2 separate regions of the Homo sapiens genome follow, and region 1 is linked to region 2. Evidence: chromatin contacts called from ENCODE POLR2A ChIA-PET data. All regions are on one chromosome and are shown on one strand. Each heading gives the region's core, a stretch centred on a gene start or an enhancer-like site at or near the end of the contact. The rest is flanking DNA. Distances are from core to core; before and after follow the strand shown.

Region 1 (6,854 bases), core at 2,220-4,719, 97 kb before region 2:
TGTTTTTGTTTGCTTTGCCGAAGGTCAGTTGACTGTAAGTATTTGGCTTTATTTAGGGGTTCTCTGTTCTATTCCATTGGTCTATGTGCCTATTTTTTATACCAGTACCATACTGTTTGGTAACTACAGCCTTGTCATATAGTTTGAGGTCGGCTAATGTGATGTCTCCAGATTTGTTCTTTTTGCTTAGTTTTGCTTTGGCTATGAGGGCTCTTTTTTGATTCCATATGAATTTTAGGATTGTTTTTTCTAGTTCTGTGAAGAATTGTGATGATATTTTGATGGGAATTGCATTGAATCTGTAGATTGCTTTTGGCAATATGGTCATTTTCACAGTATTGCCTTTGAATCTCTTTGATTGCATACGTCTGAGAGTGATGCCAAGATACTCTTTAAAAAACTATGCCTTGGTTTTATTAAGAACCAAACACTTTTTAAAATATGAATGGGAATAGAAGAATCCTTCTTAGCTGCAAAAAAAAAAAAAAAAAGAATATGGGAAGTCATTACCCACTCACATTAGATCATAGCTAACATATCACATTGAAATTGCTTTCAACAAACACTGAGTTCCTTCTCTATGGAAGACACAATATCATGTGCTACACCTCATAAAATAGTTTGAATTACCAGAAAATAGAATCCCTTCCTCAATTTTTGTGTGCTAATGGCATTGAAAACAAAAAGGGTGATTCATGTAGAGTAATTCATATTAAAATTTAAAATGCATTAAAATTAAATAAAGGGCATACTTCAAGAGCACATATAATTTACATTTGGGTAATGAGCGAACAGATACTTCCTTTTCTGAATTTTCCCTTGATGTGCCATGAGCAATGTCAACTCTTGATGCCTTCAGCTTTTAAATGGAGTGCTGTGATAGAAGTAGAATTTTAAAACCCATTTGCTTGGGCTTTTTCTCTCCAAAAAAAAAAAAAGTCTTCACTGTATGTTTCTTTATCTATATCTTTTTTTTTTTTTTTTTTTTTTTTTCGGAGATGGAGTCTTGCTCTGCTGCCAGGCTGGAGTGCAGTGACGTGAGTTCAGCTCACTGCAACCACTGGGAACTCCACCTCCCAGGTTCAAGGGATTGTCCTGCCTAAGCCTCCTGAGTAGCTGGGACTACAGGTGTGCACCACCACACACAAATTTGTGTATTTTTAGTAGAGACAGGGTTCCACCATGTTGGCCGGGATGGTCTCGATCTCTTGACCTCATGATCCACCCACCTTGGCCTCCCAAAGTGCTGGGATTACAGGTGTGAGCCACCATGCCTGGCCCTCCTTATTTATATCTTGATAGCTTCCTCCACTTAATGTTACTGTTCCTAATAGTGGTTGGGGTGTGTGTGTGTGTGTGTGTGTGTGTGTGTGTGTGTGTGTGTTTGGGCTAGGAAATGTAGAGTGGAGCATTGTGGTAATTTCTGAGCTGTTACACTGTCATATCACGCACACATGCAAAAGAGGATTTCATTAAGATATGGAGCATTCCACACATTAATGAGACCCAACTTAATTCCATGGAAGTGGTGTGTGATGGTAAACACAGGAAACCTAGGATTTCTTATAAGCTAATGTTTCACACTGTGCAGAGAGCAGCTGTCAGTCTGGGCATTTATATTTTAGCAATCCTCTTGGACAAGACTTTTAAACTACAACCAAGATGCAGGTGGCAGGATGCAGGAGACATGGCCTTCAGGGGAAATTTACTCTGCAATTTCTCAGCAGGGCTGGACTCTACTCAGTAATTATTCCAGCTCTGGGGAAATCCTAGATCTTGACAATTCTCCAGGAAAAGGAGGTGGGTGGAGCAACAATGCTCTTCCGCCCCCAGAAATGCCTGGTAACTTGGAATCATTGGAGAGTGCCCAGCTTGTTCTGGGAAAGAACATATATCCTAGCTAGAGTTAGTTCTTCCACTAGCAGTAAGACAGCCCTTCCCCTATCTTAGCCACGTCAGCAGTTTCCAAAAATCTGTCTTGGGAAGACAATAGTGCTAGTGCCACAGCTACCCATATAGCACCTTTATACAAACACACAAAAGGCACCCCTCTGGGCCAGTGTAGCCTCACCTCAGGGTGTATGGCCCAGTGAGCATGGTGCACACGGGATTTTAGCCCCAGCCTGCTACCTTCTCCACTGGGTGCCCTTGTGTGAGGCACAGCCTACAGGTACAGTAGCTCTGACTTATACTCTTCACTTGCTGTTCTCATTCAAATATTATAAACAAAACAGCAACCATCGGGTGTTTCAGGCTTAATATTTGCAATCTTCAGCAACACCTTGATAACAGTCCATTAAGTGAGATCTGCTGATAGTAAGCCCCCTGATTAAACCTTTGGCTTCCCAGTTTGCCATATCCTGTCTGCTTCAGACACATCATTACCCAGGTTATAAGCTGATGTGTCCAAGATAAAGCCTGACTTTAAGATGACTCTCACAGTGGTTTATTTGTAAGACACGTCAGAAAATTTCAAATTATTTTAAGCCTGTCTTGCATGACTTCATGTTGCAATCCTTACCTGTTATAATCTTCAAGTCATGAAATAACTTTGCAAAAGAATTGTTCATGTACTGTAACACAATTCTAGAGAATTTCTCCTGAGGTTCGTCGAGGTTACAAGAAATTTTTTAAAAAGGGTGGCAGCACTATGCTGAAAATATGTTCCCTTTTAGCTAAGCCACCAACATAAACCATATGTCACTCGTTTCTCTGTGGAAGAAGTGTCCTTTGCAAGGGCAGCCTTGAAGGCACAGGGAGCACAGACGGTCTCTCTCCTCACAGGAGAGAAAAGAGTACCAGGTTGCTGACTAGAAAGGGTTAAACAAGCAGTGGAGAAATGGAAACAGATAAGAACGATTCTTGTCATTTCTTTGCTGCATCCTTGCCTAGCACTGTGCCTAGGACAGAATAGGTGCTCAATGAATGTTTACTACATGATTAATTAATCATCGATTACCATTGCACAATGACCTTGGGACATATGCCACCATCCAGACTCAGTTTATTTATATGTGGAAAATCAATCCAGGGTTTTTAGCTCAGTTTTGGTTCATGCCTTGAGAGACCAAGATTACTGGCTTAATTTTACACATTCCAAAATGGATTCTATTTTTCTCACTTTTAGACACAGTGAACATGACTATGATCACGTGTGCGTCAACTGCATAAGCATATCCTGACAGGTTTGAAAAAATAATAGCTATTTAATTTACAAAGAATGTTGCTATTATTAAGGACATGTCAGTTCCAATGGATTAGGGCAGATCATCACATTTTACAAACTGCCAACATGTAGTGACACTTTCCTCTATAGGATGAGTTTCATCAGATTGAAGTGCTGGTTTCTGGTTTATAATTCAATCCATTTCGCTGACTCACAGAGGGTGGAGTAAAATGACAACGTCCTTTGGTCCTTCAGTCAGAGTTTTTCTTATTACTGGGTGATTATGCATTTATCTTCTTACCACATGAGGTGCTGTGTAAAACCATGGTCAATAATTACCACCCTGAAACTGACTTTTATGTACCCTAGAACTGCCCTCACATAAACACGTTGGATCAGAGAAAACAAATGAAACATAAGACTGTCATTAAACCAAGAAAGTTTGGAGGGACAGGAAGAAAGAAAAATACCATGGCTGTGCCAGCACAAACGTTGCCCAACAAGAGACTTCAATAGCCAGCCACCTTCACTGTCAGGTACATTATGCACAGCTACAGTTACTGCCTGTTGTAAAGGGAAGAAAACACTGGCCAGATACAGCATAACAAAGCTTGCATTGTACACACAAGTATATAGGATATAAATATGGAAAACCAAATGCTATCTCTGTTGAAAGAAAATAGGAGGCCTTTAGTGCGGGCAACTGTCTGAACCGGGAAATTAGGTTTAGACTTAAACCTTCCTCTCTCTCCCACACTCCTACTTTTTGAGGAGTTGGTGTTCTCTGATACTTTTGGCCAAATGTGTACAGACAGCTGTTGAAGTGTGATAAGGGATTTATGCCCTTCTAGAGTAGGCATAAAGGACTCCAGAGAACCTGGGGTTGTGTGACAGTTCAGAAACTACCAGTAGATACAATGACAATGAAATTATAAACTCCCTGTAGTGCTTTTTATGTTTAATATATGTTCCTTTCTAGCTAAGCCCATTTAAAATTAGGAACAATAGACCTTTGCCAAACGCTTTGGTAGTACTGCCTCTGTGTGCTGTGCCAATGACAGCCCTTACCTCCTCCCTAAAAGCAAAAACAGTCCAGACGTTGACAGTCATCACTTCCTCCCTTTTCTTCATGGTTTATGCCCTAAATGTACATCCTTATATACAATAGTACAGTATTTATTTAAAATACTTAAAAATAAATGTCTTTGAGGGCTCTCAAATTACAGCTTCCCCCCTCCCCCTTTTTTGCTTTTTGCAATTTGAAGAAATTGAGTGATTTGGCCTGTGAAGTTTCCTGTAGACTGGATTTTGGTGATGTAATCCCTCTAAGGTAATTCCAGCTTTTTTTTTCCTGGTCTCTAATTTTCTGAGGCTTGATTCTATTTAGGTTTATTCTTTTTTTTTCCGAAATAAGTTTATGGGTGGCAATGTGTTTTTGCATTGGGAGGCACTTAAAAAAAATTAGGGGCCAGGCGTGGTGGCTCACACCTGTAATCCCAGCACTTTGGGAGTCCAAGGCAGGTGGATCTTCTGAGGTTGGGGGTTCAAGACCAGCCTGACCAACATGGAGAAACCCCGTCTCTACTAAAAATATGAAAATAGCCAGGAGTGGTGGCACGTGCCTGTAATCCCAGCTACTCAGGAAGGCTGAGGCAGGAGAATCGCTTGAACCGGGGAGGCGGAGGTTGCAGTGAGACAAAGTTGCGCGCCACTGCACTTCAGCCTGGGCAACAAGAGCGAAACTCCGTCTCAAAAAAAAAAAAAAAAAAAAAATTAAAAACAGTTTAATTTAGGAAAGATTGATTTTTAATAGATTTCCCATTTAATATTTGAATAAACAAAGTGCAGTTGGCCCTCTGTATCCATGGGTTCCACATCTATGGATTCAGTTTGCTGTGGATTAAGAATATTCAGAAAAAAAAAAAAGAAAATAACAATAATAAAAACAATGCAAATGAAAACATACAGTATAACAACTATTTACTTAGCATCTACATTGTATTATAAATAATCATAAGTAATCAAGTATCATACGTAATCTAGAGATGATTTAAAGTATATGGGAGGATGTGCATAGCTTATATGCAAATACTGCACTCCATTTTATATATGTGACTTGAGCATCCACAGATTTTGGTATCTATGGTGGGGTGGGGAGTGCCCGGGAACAAATTCCCTACAGGCACTAAGGGATGACAGTATAGCCAATTCTTGAGTATCTGTGTCAATAAAGGAAAATGGTAGCATACTGATGGAAAAGAAAAACAATCAATGAATCCTGAATATTTCTCCTTGAAAAGTGTTTCTGTATTTACATTTTACTGTAGGTATGCCTCAATCCTGGAGATTTGAAATATTTAAACAAATTAATGAAGCCCTAATTCTGGAGAAGGTGGAGGACAAGCCATCTCCCCCATTCCATTAGCTGCACAACTCCTCCCCACCCCTCACTTTGTGCAAAAAACTGACAGTGTTGACAGTCAACACTGCACAGCATGGATAATGAAAACATGGCACATATACACAATGGAATACTATTTAGCCATAAAAAGAATGGAATCCTGTCTTTTACGGCAACATAGATGAACCTGGAGCCATATTATGCCAAGTGAAATAAGCCAGGCAGAGAAAGACAAATACCACATGATCTCACTCATATGTGGAATCTAAAAAGGTGTTCTTATAGAAGTAAGAGTAAAATAATGGTTACCAAAGGATGGGGAGGGAAGTGGAAAAGCCGGATAGAGAAAGATTGGGTGCAAAACTCAGGTCAGATATAAGTTTTGCTGTTCTATTGCATAGTAGGATGATGACTGGAATTAACAGTAATGTTGTTATGGATTTTAAAATAGCTAGAAGAGAGGTTTTAAAATGTTCTTATCACGAAGGAATGATAAATATTTAAGGTGATGGATATGGCAATTATCCTGATTTGCTTATTACACAGCATATACATATATCAGAACATCATGCTATTCCCCATAAATATGTACAATTATTATAGGTCAATCTTAAATAAATATTTTTATAATTTTAAAAATTAAAAAAACCCTACTGCACATGCATTAGCCTGAGCAAAACCAAATGAGAAAATGGTGTAGGCAATCACGAACAAAACATTACTTATCCATATATATAGGATAAGAGTTACACATACACACCATAACAAGAGCGTTCTCTTTTACAGAAGCAGAAGCTCCCTCTTAGCAATTCTTTTTCACCCTGGGCATGGAGGAGCAGAAGGAATGTAATTTCTCCTATGACATACTCCTACTTCAGTTATTCTAACTTAAGCCTTGTTGAGCTTCATTTTGATAAGCAATAAAATATGAAGGTGACAAATCTGCCTTATTTATGTTCATCTTGATTTTCCTTAATCCTAAAGGAGCCTCCTCCAGAAATTTGAACCTAATAGCTTTGCAAAAATATTATGTACAAATCCAGACATTTTGCTCATTAGTTCAAAGAAGCATTTCTTTCCAGTGCTTTCGTTCAGAATATTAGTTCTAAGAGCTGTTGGTCGAGCCCCTATGACATTAAGTTTTTCAAGCTAAGTCATCTCGGAAGGAATTCCTTCTGTATGACCTTCTCGGAATTTCTTGATGAACAGTGTCATATGAAAGGCTTGTGAAAGTATTATCATAAAGAAACTTCTTTGTTGTACTCATGGTTTTCCAAAATTCTTTAA
Region 2 (6,402 bases), core at 1,268-3,767:
CATTGAAAAGCCTGGACCATCAGGACTAGCAATGACTGCAGATGTCTGAAGAGTGCAGGGGACTGATTGACTCCTTGTAGGAGGAAGACCACTTTACTAAAATTGTGGGAGGAAGAGATAGAGAGGCAGGAAGACCAACAGACACTCACAATAACTACCATGTACTGAGCACTGACTAGCCAGACACACATGCTAAGTCCTTGATTTCCATGCTTTTATTTAAGAGGAAAGTCCTATAATTTATTCCTGTTTCATAGATGGGTGATAACCAAAGTCCTACACCAAGTACAAAGGCAGGATTTGATCCTGCTCTGTTCTAACTGGAGAGTCCGGGTGCTTTACTAGGGTAATCACTGCACAGTAATCCTGTCAACATGGCAGCAGTTCAGCGCAGACACACAGAGGGACTGCATGACGGCAAGCGCCATGGAGGGAGGGCATTTAATGAAGGTGCCAGTGAATGATCAGAAGTCACTCCTGTAATCCCAGCACTTTGGGAGGCCAACGGGGGTGGATTACCTGAGGTCAGGAGTTTGAGACCAGCCTAACCAACATGGTGAAATCCCATCTCTACTAAAAATACAAAAATTAGCTGGTCATGGTGGTGCACACCTGTAATCCCAGCTACTCAGGGGTCGGGGGTGGCTGAGGCAGGAGAATTTCTTGAACCCGGCAGGTGAAGGTTGCAGTGAGCCAAGATCATGCCACTGCACTTCAGCCTGGGTGACAGAGTGAGACTCTGTCTCAAAAAAAAAAAAAAAAAAAAATCCAAAGAAGGCTCTAAGGACTGCAACTTGAAGGAGTATGAGATTGGATGAGGGAAAAGGATAATAAACTCTACTTAGACCCACTGAATTTTGAGTGGCTAGAAAGAAAAACTATAGGAATTCAAACCATCCATGAGAGAGCTGGGGTCCAGGGATTAAGGAGAAACACGCGCAGAGTGGCAAGTTATAGCATTCATATTTGTTGATTCCATGCCTCTTAGCTAAGCACAAGAAAATCAGCAGCATGTGAACAAACAGGAAAGCAAGTAGCTGCCTGACTGAGCTCTAATCAACTGATTTGGAAGAAAAATTCAACTTGATTGACTGGCTTGCATTATAGTGACAGCAATAAATCCTTTTGGCCAAACAGAATTTGGTTCAACTTGAAACGTATGCTATGTATTATTGCTTTGCATGCTGAAATATTCATATATCTTGGGAAAGTATCAAAAATTATGTTTTTCTTTTCAAAGAGTGGAATGTAAAATACCCACCAAATCCTCCTGGATGGCGCCTGGGTGAATGTATTCCTTGTTATTTCATTTAAGCTGCTAAATATCTATTAGAGTAAAATTATGGGCTCTTTGCACATGGCATTTTCACTTGTAGCTTCCTGTGTGCCAAAGCAATAAATGTGATTCAGAGCCCTCCTTTTTGTAAGGCAGGTCCACCTCGGGGCTAGTTATTGCCTTACTAGTGGCCAATGGTCCCTAAGAAAAACTGTTTCCCCTATGCACTAATCCAGAGGGACTCAGAAATGGAAACCAGATTTTTTTTTTTTTTTCTGAGATTGGGTCTCACTCTGTCACCCAGGCTGGAGTACAGTGGCATGATCATGGTTCACTGCAGCCTCAACCTTCCAGGCTCAGGCAATCCTCCCACATCAGCCTCCTGAGTAGCTGGGACTACAGGCGTGCACTACCATGCCTGGCTAACTTGTTTTTATTTTATTTTATTTTATTTTTTGTAGAGATGGGGTTTCACCACGTTGGAGAGCCCAGATATTGGATAGACACAATGACAAACCAAAGCTACCTGCTAATGTTAGGCTTTCTTTAGAAAACCTCAAGACACTAGCAATTAAACTTATCAGAGGCTGTCACTCTGTGACCTTCACTCTGACCCAGGAACTGCTCTCTCCCGAAATGACCCACGCACCTTACAAAGTCAGGATGACTCCTTTCTCTCTGTCTTTTTTTTAATTAATTTTAAGACTTCCTTCTCTTTAAGCTCTTTCCACTTTACTACAGAGTATATTTCAAGTTTTTCAGGTGAGTCACCTGTATCCTCCTTTGCTAAGCAATGAATAAAAGTGGAGGGTTGGGGTATATAATTCAAATGCTTTATAAAAAAAAAGGCTGTTCCCTTTTTTAAACTATACTAACTTTCCCACCACATATAATGAATAAGTACAAGTAAGACATTGAGGTCAACAGCTTTATCAAAGCACAGAGCTGTCAGGTTATAGGACAGGATATTTGCCAAATCAGAATGCATAAACTTTTCGTATGGAAACTAGAACATGAATTAAGCTCATATCACTCAAAAAGAGCTGAATGCATCTGAAACCAAAGCACGCTGTCAGCCACCTCCATTTGCTCCGGGCGCTGATACCTTGATTAGCTATGCAAGAAGCTACCTGCTATTTTAGAATTATATGAAGTCACCTCAGGGTATCTACAAGCTTCTCACGCACAAGATACTGACTTTTTTTCCTCCTTCTTCTTGGCTTACAGCACAGTTGTTGCTACATCCAGGTAAATACTATATCAGGGATTGTTATTGCATAAGCTGTCATTAAGGCAGCTTGCCTTCTCACAGAAAAATCAGTCTGCAAACAATAATGGTTTGTTGCTAAACCCCTCTAAGACTGAAAGAACCTAGAGTTTTTGTTTTCATTTTGTTTTCTTTTGTTTTTGAGTAAGTACTCCCCTAACAGATTAAGGAGCTGAAAGCTTAATTTCTAAAAAGGATTTTTTTTTTAAATAATAAAGAATGTTCCCTTCACCCCGTCTTTTTTTGTTGTCTGTTTTAATAAATTACCTTCTCTCCTAAAATAGTAACTAAATTTATAGGAGCAAAAGAGTAGCTTACATGATAGGTATCTACCAAACGAAGCTGCCAGTGTACATAGTATTACAGGTACCATGCAGTTCAACATGTTTTTACCTGAGGTACATAGATTCTGTTTTGATACTAGACTGTTTGAAAACATTTTCAGATGAAAACTGATCATGAACGTGAAGGACTGACAGCTCAGACTTCAAAAGCCAAGGTTAATCAGGGCTTTTGTATATTTTCGCAAATAAATATATTAACATAACTAACCTTTGACCTGTACCGTCCTTAATCTTTCAGCCCCAAGCTTCTGGGAAGGGTGTAACAATTCTGGCAAACTGATCTGTGCCAAAGAGAGTGCTGAACACTTACTATGGTGTAGATCGAAACCACCTTAATCACTCACCTTTCATCTCCCCAGAGTTCTAGAGTGTAACTTATTCAAACTGTTCTTAGACTTCTTAAACTTAATCTTCTCCCACAAAACTTGACAATTTCATATATATATATATACACACACGCACACACACATGTATGTATATACATATATAAAGACAAGTACCAAATTTCTGCTTCTGCTCGTTTAGCTCAGAGGCATTTCCCAGCCCTGACTCCTGGTACAAACCATCAAAAGTGTTGCTCAGAATTGGAGTCTACATCAGACCTAGACTCAGATTGTAATCCTTTGCAACTAGCCCCTGTGCTTGCCCCTTCCTGGTGTTAGCATGTACAGTCTGTAAGTCCAATCTGCCCCGAGGCCTTAATAAAATTTCCTTTGCCACACATGCAGTTATTAAGCATGCAATTTATATTGCCAGGTGCAAAACTTTCTCATGCAAATCTCTTTGACCTGAAGTAACCAAATGCACCTAGAAAGAAGAGTTTACTGCTTACTCCACAGATCCACAGTAAACGCCATCAATCACATCTTGTTCTCTCTTACTGCAAATTGCCGTGGCTTAATTAGACATAGCTGAAATCCAGGCAAACCTATCAGGGTCTATCATGGATGAATTGAACCACGGCTTTGCAACAGGATTAACTTTAGTCTTTGTGACTTTTACAAATAAAGAAGGTGAGAAAAATCTTAAGCGCTCCACTCCTGTGATGTGAAGGCTACCCGGCTGGTGAATGGTTCTGACTCAGGTCATTCTGATCACATAGGCTATGAAAAACTGATATGAAATCATTATTGCTACACATAGTATTTCAAAACTACGCCAAATTCTCTAACTCTGAAATCAGACTTCCAGGTGATTAGTGAGTGTTTTGGGGAGGAAAGTGTTGGAACTGGAGACTCCTTTCCAGTGTGGAATTGTTGAGTTTCCCTGGATGTCACCCATGGACTAAGACAGGAGGTTGAGAATCTCAGAAAGATTACCCAGTTACAACCCTTAACCTTCCATTCCCAGAGAAACTGAGATTAGTTCCCTAATAGCATGCAGGAAAATGGGGGGACACTTTTTTTTTTTTGAGAAAAAGTCTTACTCTTTCGCCCAGGCTAGAGTGCAGTGGTGTGATCTCGGCTCACTGCAACCTCCGCCTCCCGGGTTCAAGTGATTCTTGTGCCTCAGCCTCCCAAGTAGCTAGGATTACAGGTGCCCACCACCACACCTGACTAATTTTTGTATTTTTAGTAGAGACGAGGTTTCACCATGTTGGCCAGGCTGGTCTCAAACTCCTGACCTCAGGTGATCCACCCTCCTCGGCCTCCCAAAGTGCTGAGATTACAGGCCTGAGCCACCTCGCCGGCCTTGAGGACACTTTTCCAGCCCTACTGCTGAGGCACAGGAGCCTCCAGGGGTCGGTCCATGAGTATTTTCCCTATCAATGTCACTGGTCTCCAAGGAACAATAGGTGAATGTGCTTGAAAGGCTCCCCTTGTCCCTGAAATCAAAGAGAACACTTTGCCATTGGCTAATTGCTTATTTATTCATTCAACAAATAATTATTCACAGTATACTAAGTTCTTGCGTGCATGCATCATTACACTGGAAACATTATAACAGGAAACCCTAGTTAAATAAATGCTAGTTTCCTTCTTTCTTCTCTCTGGATAAATACCTTCTAATTGAAAACAATGAACTGACAAGTCATCATTTGAGGACTGCCTTCAACTAAATTCCAGCTTTAACACAAAGGGTTATAGGAGGCTCCAAAGTGTCGATTTCTTTTTCAAGTTATCTCATTTCCAAATGGATACTGATAACCAGAATTAAGGTAAAACGCCTTTCCGTACCTGAGAATACGATCTGAATGGTTTCCTTATAGTATTTCTTGACAGCGAGCGTTATTACATTTAAAAAGAAACTATAACATTTTTTTCTCCTCGATTTTCAGGTGTAATTTGGCATATAGAAATTGTTTTTTCTTCATAATGCAAAGAGTGGCATGATACATTTGATAGGTAGCATTTTATTACAAAATCACCAGGTAATAATTACCCAGGTGACTCATGATGAAGTGTAAAACCGTTCTCAGGCTATCTAAAAAGGAAGAATAGTTCATTAAAGTTCAGTTGTAGAAAACACAAATCTGAAAGCTTAGGTTTTTAGAAATTGCCCAATTTAATGAAGTGTACGTTCCCTTACAATTGGATTCTCACCAAGCCTGTGAATGCACAGCTAAATTAGTCATGTGAAGAGCAGATTAGTTACAAGATGGGAATCACGCCATTCTCCTTTGTTTACCGCAGACCAACAAGGGTTGCATTACAAGTGTTTATTATTTCTGAAGATGTACTATCACATAAACATGAACGGGAAATTCTCAAAGTGGATGCTGCCTAAAAACAAGCCCCCACCTGGAGTAAGCCTTCCACCAGTCTGCATGGAACCAGATCTTTCCCCACAGCAGGGCAGGCTCTAATGTAAGATGTCACTTCTCTAGCTCAAATGGAGTGGGAGAGACTAAAGGCTGAAAGGAGAATACCGGGTCACTGAGTAAACACATGCTAGCAGAAGTCCTTTCTGAAATGGATCGAGTGTCTTTAATCCTGTATTCTGGCCTCCAGATGATTTATGGCTCTTATTTTCTTTTCTCCCTTTCCTTGTAACACTTGCCAAAGTAGACTCAAGCTCTGCCTTGAAGCATGCAAACACAGAGTTCTGTCTTCCCTGATGAATCGGATCTGTGCCAAGTGAAAGCTTTAATGACAAATTTATGCTCCAAAGAAGGGACAAGGTGATAGTCTAAAAGGTGAAGAGAAACACCACTGAGTGTTCCCTCAACTGTCAGAGTTTAGAAAATGAAGACCTCAGCCATGATCCTTCCTTTGCACCTCATTACTGTTCCCCACCCTGCCCCAGCTCCAGCCCAGTTATAATAGCAAAATTGCACATAGATTGAGACTGATTTGTTTTGGGGAGGGCATTCGAAGTTATGCCCTGCCATCCTTTTGTTCTGCTTTATTTTAAATGACAAGGAATTGTTTGTCTGCCTTCTCTAACCCTCCCCCTCCCTCAACCATAAACGGATTTGCTTTATGGCAAATTCTGAAGCAGGTAAAATGTGTCTCTGGCACCCAGCCAACTTCAGTTCTGATCTCTGCTCCATTCCCACCCACCTCTAGCCTTCC

The links. ChIA-PET counts read pairs that join two places held with the same protein, here RNA polymerase II (POLR2A).
Region 1: POLR2A ChIA-PET joins it to region 2 with 17 read pairs in MCF 10A. The contact joins two enhancer-like sites. POLR2A ChIA-PET finds 5 or more read pairs at or near these places in 2 of 52 experiments (MCF 10A and activated T-cell).

The regions. Positions count from the first base shown.
Region 1 is chr13:73,462,331-73,469,184 of GRCh38, reverse strand. No RefSeq gene overlaps it. Among named protein-coding and RNA genes, the nearest start is that of LINC00392, 98 kb to the left of the region's middle. Within about 2 kb of position 3,469, at least 8 of the 41 ENCODE cell types and tissues checked have a DNase peak (open chromatin) inside an H3K27ac peak, as active enhancers do.
Region 2 is chr13:73,364,851-73,371,252 of GRCh38, reverse strand. No RefSeq gene overlaps it. Among named protein-coding and RNA genes, the nearest start is that of LINC00392, 200 kb to the left of the region's middle. Within about 2 kb of position 2,517, at least 2 of the 41 ENCODE cell types and tissues checked have a DNase peak (open chromatin) inside an H3K27ac peak, as active enhancers do.